2 separate regions of the Homo sapiens genome follow, and region 2 is linked to region 1. A link is an interaction called in ENCODE POLR2A ChIA-PET data of the cell type or tissue named here. Cell type or tissue: MCF 10A. All regions are shown on one strand.

Region 1 (2,500 bases):
GTAATCATAGCTCACTGCAACCTCAAACTCCCTCCCTAATTCCAGCACTTTGGGAGGTGGAGGTGGGCAGATTGCTTCAGCCCAGGACTTGGAGACCTACCCTGGGCAACATAGACAGACCACGTTTCTAAAAAAACAAACAAACAAAAAAAAGAGGCTGGGTGCCCTGGGAGGCAGAGGTGGATGGATCACTTGAGGTTAGGACTTTGAGACCAGCTTGGCCAATACGGTGAAACCCTGTCTCTATTAAAAATACAAAATTAGCCGGGCGTGTTGGCACGTGCCTGTAGTCCCAACTATTCTGGAGTCTGAGGCAGGAGAATCGCTTGAACCTGGGAGGCAGAGGTTGCAGTGAGCCGAGATCATGCCACTGCACTCCAGCCTGGATGACAGAGGGAGACTCCATCTCAAAAAAACAAAAACAAAAACAAAAACAAAATATCTACAAACAATCAGTGGAGTATACCTATTGGGTTGCTATATTTTTTATTTTATGTTTTCAATTGTTTTTGGGGAGCAGGTGATTTTTTTGTTGTGTGGGTATGTTCTTTAGCGATGATTTCTGATGTTTTAGTGCACCTGTTCCCCGAGCAGGCATACGTTGTACCCACTGCACCCAAACTCATAGCTCACTGCAACTCCCAACTCCCAAGCAATCCCTTGCCTCAGCCTTCCAAAGTGCTGGGATCGTAGGCGTAAGCCACCATGCCTGGCTCCATGTTTTACCTTTTGAAGAACTGCCAGACTGTTTTCCAAAGCAGTGAAGCACACATTTTTGCAGTAAAGCAAGAAATTTTATAAATGATATGCCCTTTCCACAAGTTCCACTTTTTATCCAGACCTTCTCCTAAGGGCTGATCTCTGCAGCCTGGAGCCTCCAGGTGGGCAGCCTGCCTACAGTGCTAAGGGCAGGTTGATGGAAGAGAGTGGGAGGGACAGCAGGGGGAGGAGAAGAGAAAGAGCAAGGCAGAGAGAAAGAAGAAATGGGTGACTAAGGCAGGAGTAATAAAACGTTGAGCTACTGGGGGCAGTCCACTCCTAAGCCCTAAATTTTAAAATATATTTGTAGTATAAGTTTTCTGAGCAATTCTTTCAAGCGCTTAAAAGGAGGGGTTGGGGGATTTGAGCTCCATGTAGAATGCTGAACACTGTCATCAGCTGTGGCTGGTTCACAGGATTACTCATGTCCTGCGGTGAAGGGCAGATAGGAAAATGACTCACTTCACATACAGCAGTGCCCCTCCACCCTGACGCACATAAGAATCACCTGGGAGCTTTTAAATACTACCGATGCCAGGACCTCATGCCAGAGATTCTGATGGACTTGGAATGGGGTGGAGCCTGAAGGCTGGCCTATTCTAAAGGCTCTTCAGGGATTTTTAATATGCAGCTAGGATTGAAAATCACTTACGTAGACATACAGTTTTTATGTTTTAACAAATACTTTTAAGGCAAACAAACTACTGGGATGATCTTTGGATGCACCACAGAACTTTTTCAGAAGCATTTGGGCGTCCCAATGATTTCTACTTCTAAAGAGTGCTAGTGAATGAGGGATTTTGATTGAGGGCTTACTTTGCTGCCTTAGTGTTCTCTCCTAACCAGAAGCCTTTCTGTTTTGGAATCATGGAGCACATCTTTTGTGGGCTGCGAAAAGCTCTAGGTGGAAGGGAAGAGCATCAGGTGGTGAAGCTGAACCAGGAGAGTCTAAAAACCACGTGGCCTCTCAGGCACCCTTGAGTCTAGAGGGAGTTCCCTGATCTTACATTTGAGAGTGATTCTAGGGGTAAGTACTTTTTTTTTTATAACTTTTTTTATTGCAAAGATAGTTTTTGATTATTATAGAGCAGAACTGGTTGATGGGCTTGAAATTTTATATTTTTCTCTAATTAAAATATCTACAAACAGAGGCTGGGCGCGGTGGCTCATGGCTGTAATCCCAGCACTTTGGAGGCTGAGGTGGGCGGATCGCTTGAGCCTAGGAGTTTGAGACCAACCTGGGCAACATAGCGAGACCACGTCTCTTAAAAAAATTTTTTTTAGCTGGGTGTGGTGGCAGGTGCCTGTAATCCTAGCTGCTCGGGAAGCTGAGGCTGGATAATTGCTTGAACCCAGGAGGCGGAGGCTGCCGTTAGCTGAGATCGCGCCATTGCACTTCAGCCTGGGCAACAAGATCGAAACTCCAACTCAAAAAAAAAAAAAAAAAAAAAAAAAAAAAAAAAAAAAAAGGCCGTGCGCGGTGGCTCGTGCCTGTAATCCCAGCACTTTTGGGAGGCCGAGGTGGGCGGATCACCTGAGGTCGGGAGTTCGACACCAGCCTGACCAACATGGAGAAACCCCATCTCTACTAATACAAAATTAGCCAGACGTAGTGGCACATGCCTGTAATCCCAGCTACTCGGGAGGCTGAGGCAGGAGAATCGCTTGAACCTGGGAGGCGAAGGTTGTGGTGAGCTGAGATCGTGCCCCTGCATTCCAATCTGGGCGACAAGAGTGAAAC
Region 2 (2,500 bases), 320 kb after region 1:
TGTGTTCCTCCCAAGAACGAATTCCTGATGCCCCAGAGGTGATCATAATCCAGAATTCTGTATTTCCACTAGGCCGTTCTTGCACTGCTATAAAGAAATACCTAAGACTGGGTAATTTATAAAGAAAAGAGGTTTAATTGGCTCATGAACCTGCAGGCTTTACAGGAAGCATGGTGTTGGCATCTGCTCAGCTTCTGGGGAGGTCTCAAGAAGATTAAAATCATGGTGGCGGGTGAGGGTGGGGCAGGCACATCACATGGTGAAGGCAGGAGCCAGAGAGAGAGAGTATGTGTAGGGAGGTGATACACATTTCTAAATTACCAGATCTGGCAAGAACTCACTATCACCAAGACAACACCAGGCCCTGAGGGACCTGGTGTTTTGGATCATGACCCCATGATCCAAAGACATCCTACCAGGCCCCACCTCCAGCATTGGGGATTACAGTTCGACATGAGATTTGGGCAGGGACAAGGATCCAAACAATATCACCTGTTTTCTTATATCCCTAAATGATGTGTTCTTATTATTGCTTGTTCATGACTGACCTTACATTATGCATACATTTGTCTAATTTTAAAAACTGCCAAGCTGGGTGCAGTGGCTCACGCTTGTAATCCCAGCACTTTGGCAGGCCAAGGCTGGAGGATCTCTTGACCCCAGGAGTTCAAGACCAGCCTGGCCAACATGGAGAAACCCTGTCTCTACAAAAATACAAAAATTAGTGAGTGTGATGGTCTGCGCCTATAGTCTCAGCTACTTGGGAGGCTGAGGTGGGAGAATCACTTGATCCCAGGAAGTTGGGGCTGCAGTGAAGCAAGATAGTGCCACTGCACTCCAGCCTGGGAAACAGAGTGAGATCTTGTCTCAAAAAAAAAAAAACAATAAACAAAATTGCCCGTCACCCCCACTAGAATGCTAGAATGAAAGCCGTGTAGGCAGAGACTTGGTCTTATGTGCAGCTGTATTCCTAGTGCCTGGCCAGTGCTCAGCACAGAGGAGATCCTCAGGAAATATGAGAATAAGCTTTTTTGTTTAAATTCTTGCCCTAAACCAACATTTTTCTTTTTTTCTTTTCTTTCTTCTTCTTTTTTTTTTTTTTTGCCTTTGACATGCTGCTATTCTTCCATATCAAATTCATGGCCAACTTTATTTTTATTTTGTGTAGAATTGTTTTATAACAGCAAGTGAAAAGCACAAACTCCATTATAGATTGTACTTTCTTGGGAAATGGATTCAAAGAGGACTTTTTGGCTGGGTGCTTTGGCTTGTAGTGCCAAGCCTGCTTGTTTTTCTCAAATCCTTTGGACTTTTCCATGTGTTGAACATTTTATTTCAGTGTGTTCAATGCTTTCACCAGCTCACTCAGTGACCCATGTGGAAGACTGCAGCATATAACTTTATTTGGTTCTGTACATATGACTGTTTACTATTTACTAGATGTCTCTACCTGATAGCCAGGGGACATCTCAAACTCAGTGTCTAAAATGTAGCTCAATCTGTCTGGCTTTCTAAACCTGCTCCTTCTCCTGCTTTTCTTATACCAATGATTGGACTAAGAATCCATCCCGTTACCCAATATCTACCTGGGATTTCAAGCCTGAGACCCAGATTCATTCATGACTCCTCCCTCTCCTCTTCTTTTCCAATCCAGCCATCACCGAGTTGCTGCCTCTGCTTTCTAATTGCGTCTTGAATCTGTCCTTTATTCTCCATTGCTGCAACCGTAACTCGCCTCTGTTCCTTATAACTGATTCCTCCAATATTGTCCCCGCCTCCAAATGCATTTTCCTCACAACAGCATGAGTGATAACTTTAAATGTGAATCCAATTATGTCCTCTAGTTCCCTCTGCTTAAAATCATTCAATGGCACCCCACTACCCTGGGTTAAAGATTAAACACATTTATCTGGCCTGTTTATCTATCCCGTTTTATTTCACCCCACCCACCAACTTCTTTCAGTTTCTTGAATGTGCCTGGCCAGTACCTGGAACTTTCTTCCCCTAACCTTTATTTGGATAATTTTGACCAATCTCCTGGGCCTCAGCGCAGATATCATTACGTCCAGGAAGCCTCCTTGAAGTCCTCTCTGCTGTGAGTCTACAGCACACTCTATTTGCCCATCATGCAGGGCATTGGGTATTACATGGTAATTTCACTGTCAATTATGAGGACAGGGATATGTCTCTCTTGTTAATTATAACCTTTCCCAGGCCTAGCATAATGTCTGGACAAAGGAGGAGCTCAGTTCACATTTGTCGAATAAGAGAATCCGTTTTGTTTCACACGCCAGTCTTCTTGCTTGCTTGTCTGTGGAACATCTTCCACATATTTGCAATTGCATCTTCCCAGGCAAGCTTTTCTGGATTCTCCGGTTACTGGTTTATGCCTTGCCTCTCCTGCTAGATTGCATTCTCTCAGAAGGCAGAGATTCTGACTTATGTTTCTTATTTCCTACACCACACAGGTATAGCACCACACACATAAAAGACAACCAAT

The links. ChIA-PET counts read pairs that join two places held together with the same protein. Peaks named below come from ENCODE experiments on the same cell type or tissue, not always from the same donor. Only the 100,000 strongest peaks of a DNase experiment are listed, where the experiment ranks them.
Region 2: POLR2A ChIA-PET joins it to region 1 with 5 read pairs; 3 of 35 experiments call an interaction of 5 or more read pairs at or near these places.

Annotation. Positions count from the first base shown.
Region 1 is chr1:200,482,388-200,484,887 of GRCh38, reverse strand. LOC124900414 (a long non-coding RNA gene) reads left to right here and starts at 1,382. Exons shown (of 3, transcript XR_007066784.1): 1 at 1,382-1,786. In MCF 10A, no CTCF peak of the experiment used is centred here; a DNase peak (open chromatin) is centred at 1,237.
Region 2 is chr1:200,161,869-200,164,368 of GRCh38, reverse strand. The region is part of intron 7 of NR5A2 (nuclear receptor subfamily 5 group A member 2); the gene reads right to left. Among named protein-coding and RNA genes, the nearest start is that of NR5A2, 140 kb to the right of the region's middle. In MCF 10A, no CTCF peak of the experiment used is centred here; no DNase peak of the experiment used is centred here.